2 separate regions of the Homo sapiens genome follow, and region 2 is linked to region 1. The links are chromatin loops, found by intact Hi-C in ENCODE. Cell type or tissue: heart right ventricle. All regions are shown on one strand. Links, peaks and the distances in the headings refer to the core of each region. The heading gives the core; the rest is flanking DNA. Region 1 overlaps PEMT (phosphatidylethanolamine N-methyltransferase). Region 2 has its middle 35 kb from the start of SMCR2.

Region 1 (5,363 bases), core at 170-5,169:
ATGTTTATTGAGCATCTACTGTGCGCTGGGCACCATCCCGGCCCCTGGCCCTCACGCAGCAGCTTCAGTGGTGAATGAATGTATAGCACTGCCGGTGACACAGCAGGCAAGGGGAGGGACAGACAGGGGTGGTGGTCAGGGAAGGCCTCTCTGATGGGTGTCCTTTCACCAGAAACCTGATTCTCATGCAGGAGGGCCCTCAGGTGTCTGGGGAAGAGCATTCTGTCAGGAAAACACAAGTGCAAAAGTCCTGGGGCACTCTTGAGTGTCCTCGGAGGTTTTAAGGGACAGCTGCCGCTGGAGCCAGGCAGAGGGAGAATGGAGGAGCAGGACGGAGAGGTGGCTGGGGACGGTGGTGCAGGCCTTGCGGGCCATGGGGAGAGACATTCCCTGGACTCTGAGCTGGGAGCCATTGCAGAGGTGGCATGATCTGAGTCAGAGTTTCAAGGTCACTGCACCAAGGACAGAGGAGAAGAGACAAAGGTGGAGCTGAGAGGCCAGCAGGCCCCAGATGGCAGCTTGACCACAGTGGGACTGGCGGAGGTGGGAGCAGTGATCAGGGAGAGCTGAGAGAGGTGGCTTGGCCAGCCCATGGTTGGGCCTGAGTGACCCGTGGGAGGCAAGGCCGTTGGCTGCCCTGGGGCAACCGTGGGAGGAGAGGCTTGTGGAGGAAGAGCTCGGTTTTGCCTGTGTCAGACACGGATGTCCTTGGGCTCCAGACAGTGTGAGAAGGCCAGGCATGGTGGCTCACGCCTATAATCCCAAGCACTTTGGGAGGCCAAGGCAGGCGGATCGCTTGAGCCCAGGAGTTCGAAACCAGCCCGGGCAACGTGGTGAAATGTCATCTCTGTAAAAATACAAAATTTAGCCAGGTGTGGTGGTGAGCACCGGCTACTGGGAAGGCTGAGGTGGGTGGGTCACTTGAGCTCTGGGGGTCGAGGCTGCCATGAGTTGTGCTCAAGCCACTGAACTCCAGTTTGGGTGGCAGAGTGAGACCCTGTATCAGAAAAAAAAAAAAACCCAAAACAAAACAGACTGTGTGTGAGTCTGGACTCCTGGGGAGCTGGGGGCACTGGAGAGGGGCCTTGGCCCCAGGCCCACTGTGTGCCTTTCTGGGCTGTGGCTCTAGGGAGTGTTTTCCCAGCATTGGGCTGGGGTGCTGCCCGCTTCTGCTCATCAGCACCCACTCCGTCCCTTCCCTCTTCCCTCCCAGGCTTCCTAGGTGAGCCACCTGCTCCCACCCCTCCCTCCACCTGGCCAGCTGGCATCTCCTCCACTCTGTTGGAACATTTCTTCCCAAGGCCTCCTCCTGCTCTTCCTTGTTCAGACCATGGGAGGCTTTCCCGGCCTTCTCTTTCTGGGTCTTTGGGGGAGTTCACACTGCGGACCCTCACTCTTCCTGGAGACCGGCCTTCCTGTGCGCCACGATGCTTTTCTGGCTCTCTTCCTGCTGTTCTTGTGAATTCTGCTTCCTCCACCTGATGTTCATTTGCTCAGCGAATAGTCACCGAGAACCTGCCATGCACCAGGCACTGTGTGTGTCCTCAGAGAGTGAATGACCTCTGTCCTTCCAGAGCACAGATATGTTTGTAATGAACACTGTGATAAGGGCTCAGGAAACAAAGATCAAGGTGTCACAGAGGGACTGACAGGCTTTTCCCTCTGTCATCTGAGTCTCAGTCTGTGGCCTGGACTCCTCAGGGCTTCAGGACCTTGGGTCCAGGCACTGTGGCCCTACGTGGGAGTCTCCAGTCTCCAAAGGGAGCCCCTGCCAAGACCTCCCCAATGTTCTGTTCTTTCCCTATCACTCCAGATGCCAGGGCAGTGGTCCAAGGACCAGGATGGACTCCCTCTTCTCACCTGCCCCCGGATCTGTACCCTCGCGGACTCTACCTGGCTTCGTGCCATCACCCCCGCCAGATCACCAGCAGCAGCTGCTTGCAGCCAGTCTCCCCACTGCTCCTCTCTAGCCACCCTTGAGGGCCATGCTCAGAGGTCCCCAGGTTTTCCAGGAAATGGAACTTTTCCCCTGTCCCGGGAGGCCCTTCTGGCAGGCGTCCTCCCACCTGTATCCTCAGTCATCCCAGGTCTTGGGCCTTTCTGGGTGATCTGGCTTCTCTTGTGCAAGGCTGCCCACAGACCTTTGTTACCGCAGCTTGGAGTGGTCCTTGTCAGGTGTCCCCTCCCTCATGCCTCCTCACCCTGCCCTCTCTGACTCAGGGTTGCTGACTTTTGGGGCCATCCCTGGCACTACAGGTGTCCAGCAATGTCCCCGGCCTCTGCCCACTAGATGTCAGTAGTACCCCAAGCCCAGGCCATCTGAGTGGTTTCCAGACATTGCCTGATGTCCCTTGAGGGCCATGGCTGCCTGGGCGTTCTGAGTACCTACCCCTCAGCACAGCCTGCCATACCTGCTGTCACTGTTTGTCTCTCACTGTCCCCTTCCCAGGAGCATCCTAAGAGAGTTGAAGCGGAGCCTGCTCTGCTTCTGTGTCCCCAATCCTGGCATGTGCAGTGCTCCGGGTGGCAGCTGCTGCCTGACCTTCTGTGTCAAGGAGGGTAGGGCACCTGTTGTAGCTCAGTGCCTGTGCCCAGCACCATGCCTGGCAGAAATGGATGTCCAGGCAGTGTTTATTGGCTTTGTGAGCGTGGATTGCCCATTGACTGGTTTTCTGCAGTGGCACCTGGTGGACAAGGTGAGGCTCCATTGTGCCAGGTTCTATGCACACCCCGACTCTGTGAAATAAAGCACTGCATGGAGGTAAAGAGCAGCAGTCATTTGTAGCAGGCTCAGCGATTCCTGGCATCCCAGTGAAGATAAGATAGGCAGCCTGTGCCACTCCAGCTCCCAGAGCCCCCCTGCTTGCCCTGCCCTGCCATGCCCTGTGTTGTCCCGAGGGAGCCAGCATGGGAGGCACAGCAGCTGCCTTGAGCAGTTATTTACAAGAGCAAAGTGTGCACATGCTTTGGTATTTTAACTTTATTGAAGACCAGTTGCATGTAACCAACATCAAAGCTGCTGGAGACATAGCAAGTTGGAACCCTACTTCCAACCTAGAAGGATTTCTAGGCAGAGTTGCCTGTGTCTGACTTCCCTTCCTCACTGGGACCCCGTAAACCTGAAGGGGAGCTGTAAGGAATCCTGCCAAGACGGCAGATGCACACGGGGTCACGCCGGTTTCCTCCAGCCTTGGGAGGGTGCTTCCTGGTGCCTTTGTTTGTCCCCTTCCAAGCCCTGCGTGGCCACCCTGCTTTCTGCTCTCCCTGGGTGCCTGGCTCTCATGTGCAGGTCTTTGCTTGGGGACACCCAAGTCCATCCTCAAGGTCAGTGTGCAGCTCCTCCCCTCTGAGGCCCCTCTCTCCCACAGTGCACCCTGCCCAAGACCTCTCGCTCCATTGGGCCGGGGGTGGCTCCTGCACATGTGCTCCAGAGAGGAAAGGCATTTGACAGGTCAGCTGCAGACAGGTGTTCTGACACTCACTGTCAACCAGACCAAAGCCCCAGCCCTTGGCCCTGCAGAGGATACCTATAGAGGGGCAGCAGGCCTTATGTCTGTATCAGGACGCTGACCTGTCCCTCTGGCCGGGGACTTTCCTGCTTTTAGCCTGAGAGTCTCTTTCCCTGGAACCCAAGTCAGTCCTGGGCAGAACAGGACAGTTGGCCACTGTAGTCTGGAGAGTTGTTTGGGAAGAGGCAGCTTTTCCTTTCTGGGAGGTGAGAGTCCACTTGCTGCGCTGGGCCGCTGGCTGGGCCTGGGGTTTCCTGGGCCTGGATGTTTGACCTGCTGGCTGGTACTGGCAGCAGCTGCACCCCAGGGTGGCCAGACGGTAGGTGGCGCTGTGGGCAAGGTGAGGTGTGCTTCTCCTGGCTCCTGGGAGGAGGAAGAGGAGGAGGAGGAGAAGGAAGAAAAGGTGTGGGTGCTCCTGCCTCACCTCAGTCACCTCCTCACCTGCAGCTCCCTCACCTGCCTACCACCCTTAGTGTGAGTTTGCTGCTGCTGCTGCCTCAGTTTCCATTTTCAGATCCCCAGCCAGCGGTCTATGGCTCGTTTCTGAGTGCCCCAAGGGATCCCTCCAGGTGCCGGGAAAGCCGACCTTGTAGGTGCTATGGGATCAGCCCAGGCCCTGTACCCTTGTCATTCACATCCCCTTCCTGGGCATCGGTTTCTCCATTTGTAAAGTGAGGACGCTCAGCTGAGGCCCCATCTAGCTCTGAAATGCTGCAATCCCTGCGCTTTACCAAGTCCTGGCTCTGGGGCAGCTCTGTGCCGGGACGGGACCCTGCCCTCCTGGGCTGGCACTGGATTAACAAGGTCAGATTGGACATTAGATGTTACATAGAAAAATCAGCATTTGGTTAATAAGAAAGCTCACAACTTATTAACCAAGGAGTTACGGAGAGAGCATAACCAGGTAATGCGTGGGGAGACAGGGTCGTGGGGGCTGGAGGAGGTGATGGTGGGCCATAGGCAGGGCAGCACTTGGCCCACGTGGGCTTTTTGGAGGAGTCATAGGGGCAGGGTGGGCAGGAGTTGAGGCCAAGGAAAGGGATATGAGTGTAGACAAAAGGTGGACTACAGGTGGGCCTGGGGCTTGTGAGGGAGGACCCCAAGTGCATACCTGCAATCTGGACTGTCTGCTCAAGGATGGTGGCATGTGTGTGTGTGTGTAGGTGTGTGAGTGTGTGCATGTGTGTGAGTGTGTGTGTGTCAGAAGTTAGGATGGGGGCATGAGCCAAACTGTCTGAGACCCTTGCTTCCATCTGGCTCAGAAATCTGGCTCCCAGGGCATGGCCGCATATCCAGTGGGCTCCAAGCCAGTGTTTCTGGACCAGAAAGCGTCGTCCTCTGCCAGGGCCTCTTGCACTTGCGGGAAAGCTGAGCTGAGCTGGGCTTACTGGCGGAGCCTGTGGCACAAGAAGGGTTTTTCTTTGAGCAGAGCCAGCTGGCTCATCAGGCCTGACTGAGACCTTGGCTCTAGGAGCACAGCTCTTGTCTCTTCAGACCAGTGTCACCTAAGATACTGTGGCCCTCCTAGCTCTCCCCCGCTCCTGTCTGGGCTGTGCTCACAGCTGGACTCCTGCAGAACGAATGGCAGGTCTAGCTTCAGCTCCATGGCTGGGGACAGTCAGTGCCTTGTCCCCAGTGCCCACGCTCACTCCCCTGGCCCCTTGATGTTGGGTCTCAAGTGCAAGCCGTTCCACGGCACATGAGTGTGGGATCTTTCAGAGCCAGGCAGTGGACGTGGGCTTTTAGCTGGCAACAGCCCTGCTGCCCCTGGGGCACTGCCTGCCTCTGAATGGCAGCTGAGCTGGGCAGCAGCATTACTCTGTGTGCTGCTGGCACTGGCCTGGTGGGGAGCCT
Region 2 (5,363 bases), core at 194-5,193, 72 kb before region 1:
GCCACCTCCTCCAGGGAGATTTCCCTGACACTCTGTTCTGGTTAGGGCACCCCCGGATTCCCACAGGCTCTGAGGCGTTGACCTGTCCCAGGAATAAGCATTCTTCTGCGGCTGTCTGCATACACACGTCCTCCATAAGATGCTGAGCTCACTGAGGGCACGGGGGCCCTGGGGCTGAGCTCAGCGTGAGCTGAATCAGCGATTGCATCCCTGGGCAGTGTTCATCAGCTGCCGTTCTGGTCAGACCTTCATTTGGGGTTTGGTGCCTGGGCACATCTGGGTTGGTGATTTTTGGTGGTGGGTGTTGTCTTGGAAGCCCACCTTGCTCCCATGTGTCCCAAAGGCCCCCACTTCCTCCCTGCCCCACATCCACTTCCCAGTGAGGCCTGAGCGGGGTGTGTGCATGTGCATCTTTGTCCCCAGGCCTACCCGAGCGAGGCTGGGCTTTCCAATGCTTACCCTTGGTCAGGGGCCCATCGTCAGGCCACTGGGGTTATGTTGGGGAGTGGGGTGGGCTTGGGATTGGGGGCTTGATCCTCCTGTCTTGAGTTCAGAGACCTGGGTCTGTGGCCTGCCTGGTTCTGAGTGACCAGGGACAAGTCACCTCCCTCCCCTGGCTCAGCCTTCTCACCTGTAAAGGGATCCACGGCCCTGTCTGTGCAGGTGCAGTGGGTGCCTGTGTTAGTCTGCCAGGGCTGCTGTAACAAAGCATCACAGACTGGGGGCCTCAACAGAACGTCACTCTCTCATGGTCTGGAGGCCGTGAGGCCAAGATCAAGGTGTTGGCAAGGAAGGGCCCTTCCTAGGAGTGTGCGGGAAGGCTCTATTCCAGGCCTCTCTCCTCAGCGTATCAGTGCCGTCTTCTCCCTGTGTCTCTTCACCTCATCAGAATTCCCTCTATGTGTGTGTGTGTCCAAATTTCCCCTTTTGATAAGGACATGGCTCGTACTGGATTAGGACCCATCCTACTGACATCATTTTAACTTAATGACCTTTGTAAAGACCCTATCACCAAATAAGGTTACAGTTGGCTCTCTGGTATCCAGGGATCAAACCAACCATGGATTGAAAATATTCGAGAAAAAAAAATTAATTTAAAATAACAACACAACAACAAAAATACAAATAAAATATAGTATACCAACTATTTATGTAGTATTTACATTGTATTAGACATTATAAGTAATCTAGAGATGATTTAAAGTACATGGGAGGATGCACTTAGGTTATATGCAAATACTATGTCATTTTATTTATTTATTTATTTATTTTCTTTGAGATGGCGCTTTGCTTTTGTTGCCCAGGCTGGAGTGCAATGGTGCGATCTTGGCTCACTGCAACTGCTGCCTCCCAGGTTCAAGCATTTCTCCTGCCTCAGCCTCCCGAGTAGCTGGGATTACAGGTGTGTGCCACTACACCCGGCTAATTTCTGTATTTTTAGTAGAGACGGGGTTTCACCATGTTGACCAGGCTGGCCTCAAAGTCCTGGCCTTAGGTGATCCACCCACCTCGGCCTCCCAAAGTGCTGGGATTACAGGCGTGAGCCACTGCGCCTGGCCACTATGCCATTTTATACACGGGACTTGAGCATCCTTGGATTTTTGGTATCTACTGTGAGGGTCCTGGAACAAATCCCTCGTGGATATCAAGGGACAACTACACTCTTGAGGTTCTGGGGGTTAGGACTTCAACATTAGAATTTTGGGGGATACCCAAGCATGGTAGCTCATACCTGAATTCTCAGTGTTTTGGGTGGCTGAGGCAGCAGGATCTCTTGATCCCAGGAATTTGAGACCAGCCTGGGCAATAAAGCAAGACCTTGTCTTTACCAAAAATAATTTTAAAAATTAGGTGGACACGGTGGTGCACGTCTGTAGACCCAGCTACTTGGGAGGCTGAGGAATGTCGCTTGAGCCCAGGAGTTCAAGGCTGCAGTGAGCTATGATCATGTCATTACACTCCAGCCTGGATAACAGAGGAAGACTCTGTCTCTTAAAAAAAAAAAAAGAAAAGAAAAAAGAAAAGAAAAAAGAATTTTAGGGGGATATCTCCCAAATTAACTATTTGCCCTTATCCCAGGCTCTGCTTCTGGAGGAGCCCAGTGGAGCCACTGCCCTACCTTGCTCTTCATCCCGGTGAGGATCAAGCCAGCAGATGCTGGCCACTGCTCCACGGCCATGGACTCAATACCCAACACAACAGACAAATCCCTGTCCTGTGGAGCTCATGGCCAGGTTGGGGGTGGGGGTGGGGCAGGCTGCAAACGTGCCATTGGTTTGGCTGAGGGTGGGCCTGGGGAGGCTACTTGAGCCCAGGGTGGTCAGAGAAGGCCTTACCAAGGAGGTAATATTTGAGCTGAGACCTGAATGGTGAGAAGATTCCAGCCATGGCAGGTGTCGGGAGAAGAGCACTTCCACTATCGGATACAGCAAAATGAAGCTGTCTCTGCCCCTCCCATCCTACTTCCCAACCACAAGCACTCAAGCCAGGAAGACCTGAGGAGCATGACTTCAGGGAGAAGAGCCAGATTCCTGTCCTGAGAGCAGTGATGGAGGCTGCTTAGTCTGGAGGAGAAAGTGGAGCTCCCTGGATCCTCCAAAGGGCTGTCAGAGGGCAGAAAGGTTGATGAGCTCTTCGTGGAAGTAGAGCAAGAGCCAAGAGTAGATGTTACACGGAGATAGCAAGAACTTTGTGATGAAGACACATGGAGAGTGAGACCCCCACCCTGGACGTATTTAAGCCCAAGCTGGATGATCTCTTGGCAGGATACCATAGAGGGGACCCAGAAAGTCTGGGTTCGCTGTCAGAAGCACCCAGACAGGGCCAGCCCTCTGATTTTCAGCTGTGGTAACAGTGGGCCTCCTCTCCTGCCCCTCTTATGAAGTCAAAGAAAACAACTCTGCCCTTGGCCTAGAATCACAACTGCCTGGGGACAGTTTCCCAAGGGCACATGGTAATTCCTGTACTGTCCTTGTCATCCGCCAGGTGGCACTGTTTGCCTGGTGTTGGGGCAGAATTGAACTCCCTTAAGCATTTTTAAACGACTGGTGAACTGGGGAGATACCAGTGTTGCAAGGACCCAGGAATGGCCAGAAGGTGCACTGCCCGAGTGTGGAAAATCCTTACAGACCCCGAGACATGCGCTAAGATGGTAGTGGGTATATGTGGCCTCATGAGAAGGGTCAGTGCAGACCAGAGGCCCCTCTCACCTCTGCCACCTTCCAGCTGTGTGACATTGAGCAAACCACCTCTCAGAGTCTCGGTTTTCTCCTCCATAAATCAAAGACTGGCCCCACCTTGAGATTTTGCCGAGATGATTAAAAACAATCCACGTGCCTGGCCCGGAGCAGGTCGCCAATAAAACATGGCAGCAGCCATCAGTGGTGTAGGAACTGTGGTGTAGGAACTAAGCTCTCAACGTCTAAATGGCCCCCCAAAGTCTCCAAGAGCCCCTTCTCTTATCTGAGGAAAGACAGGTGGACGTTCCTGCCCCTCTTAGTCCAATGATGGGAACTTTGATTGCCCTTGAGGGCCCTGGTGGCTCTCCAGGCTAGTGAGGCCTCTGCAAAGCATGGCTTTCTTCCTGTTGGCGACTTCCATTCAAGCAGATGCTCTCCAGACCCCAACTCCATAGAGAATCACCCTTTTGGAAAAAATGGTGCTCCTCTCCTCTTCATGGTTTGCCTTTTTTTTTTTTTTTTTTTTTGAGACAGGGTCCCGCTCTGTCACCCAGGATGGAGTGCAGTGGTGCGATCTCAGCTCACTGAGCTCACTCAGCTCACTCTGCCTCCTGGGTTCGAGTGATCCTCATGCCTCAGCCATTCACCTCCACGCCTGGCTAATTTTTTGTATTTTCAGTAGAGATGGGGTTTTGGGGTTTCGCCATGTTGGCGAGGCTGGTCTCGAACTCCTGAGCTCAAGTGATCTGTCTGCCTCAGCCTTCCAAAGTGCTGGGATTGCAGGGATGAGCCACCTCACCCGGCCTTATGGTTTGCTTTTCTTATTTGGTTTCTTGATAACAATTAATAGAGGTTCTTGAATCCCTCAAAAGTGTTCACTGTGGAATGTGAAGCTTTCTGTAGTTTCATTCCTGGTGCTAAGTGCTGGTAGAAATTTGTGTAGATTCCCTTGGGACTTTTTTTTGTTTGTTTTTTTGTTTTTTTGTTTTTGTTTTTTGAGATGGAGTCTCGCTCCGTCGCCCAGGCTGGAGTGCCGTGGTGCAATCTCGGCTCACTGCAAGCTCTGCCTCCTGAGTTCACGCCATTCTCCTGCCTCAGCCTCCCGAGTAACTGGGACTACAGGCACCCGCCACCACGCCTGGCTAACTTTTTGTATTTTTAGTAGAGACGGGGTTTCACCGTGTTAGCCAGGATGGTCTTGCTCTCCTGACCTCGTTATCTGCCTGCCTTGGCCTCCCAAAGTGCTGGGATTACAGGCATGAGCCACTGCACCCGGCCCCCTTGGGACTTTTTCTAAGCATATGCCTAAGCCCACATTCATGTAAAAGTTATTATTACTTTTGAAAAATGAAAAAATACTGGTTCCTCCATTCATTCATTCGTTGTGCATTCAACCTGTGTTTGGTGCTGTGAGCCCTAGGGTGCAGTGAAAAACAAGGCTCTTAAAACCCTGCCCTCAGTTGGCATTCCAGCTGGGAATGACATACACTCCATAAGCAGGAGCAGAGGAGGGCGCTGGTAAATTGGAGTAAAGGGTTAGCGAGTGTGTTTGTTTCCTGCTGTAATGAATTGCCACAAGTGAGAGAAATTTGCTCTCTCACAGTTCTGGAGGATAGAAGCCTGAAATCAGTGTCACTGTGCAGAAATCAAGGTGTCTGCAGGGCCGTGCTCCCTCTGCAGGGCTCTAGGGCAGACTTGTTCCTCGCCTCCTCCAGTTTCTGGCAGCTGCCGGCCTTCCTTGGCTTGTGGCCACATCACTGCCGTCTTCCAGGCCAGCATCTTTGGAGGTCTCTCCACTCCATCTGCACCCTGTCTTCTCTTCTGTGTGTGGTCATCACTCTGCCTCCTCATTCTTTTTTTTTTTTTTTTTTTGAGATGGAGTTCCACTCTTGTCACCCAGGCTGGAGTGCAGTGGTGCAATCTCAGCTCACTGCAACTTCTGCTTCCTGTGTTCAAGCGATTCTCCTGCCTCACCCTCCCCAGTGGCTGGGACCACAGGCACGTGCCACCACACCCGGCTAATTTTTTTTTTTTTTTTTTGAGATGAAGTCTCACTCTGTTGCCCAGGCTGGAGTGCAGTGGCGCCATCTCAGCTCACTGCAACCTCTGCCACTTGAGTTCAAGCAATTCTCCTGCCTCAGCCTCCCGAGTAGCTGGGACTACAGGTGTGTACCACCACGCCTG

The links. Hi-C counts contacts between places; a loop is a spot of excess contacts. Peaks named below come from ENCODE experiments on the same cell type or tissue, not always from the same donor. Only the 100,000 strongest peaks of a DNase experiment are listed, where the experiment ranks them.
Region 2: it touches region 1 in a loop (3-fold over the local background); 15 of 110 quality-filtered maps call a loop at or near these places.

Annotation. Positions count from the first base shown.
Region 1 is chr17:17,567,368-17,572,730 of GRCh38, reverse strand. The region is part of intron 2 of PEMT (phosphatidylethanolamine N-methyltransferase); the gene reads left to right. Among named protein-coding and RNA genes, the nearest start is that of PEMT, 22 kb to the left of the region's middle. RefSeq lists enhancers at 2,905-3,794, 3,795-4,686, 4,687-5,363. In heart right ventricle, for the core only: CTCF peaks have their summits at 2,293 (motif pointing right) and 3,820 (motif pointing right); DNase peaks (open chromatin) are centred at 1,856, 2,270, 3,830 and 4,850; H3K27ac peaks cover 4,004 bases.
Region 2 is chr17:17,639,619-17,644,981 of GRCh38, reverse strand. No RefSeq gene overlaps it. Among named protein-coding and RNA genes, the nearest start is that of SMCR2, 35 kb to the left of the region's middle. In heart right ventricle, for the core only: a CTCF peak has its summit at 2,977 (motif pointing right); a DNase peak (open chromatin) is centred at 2,991.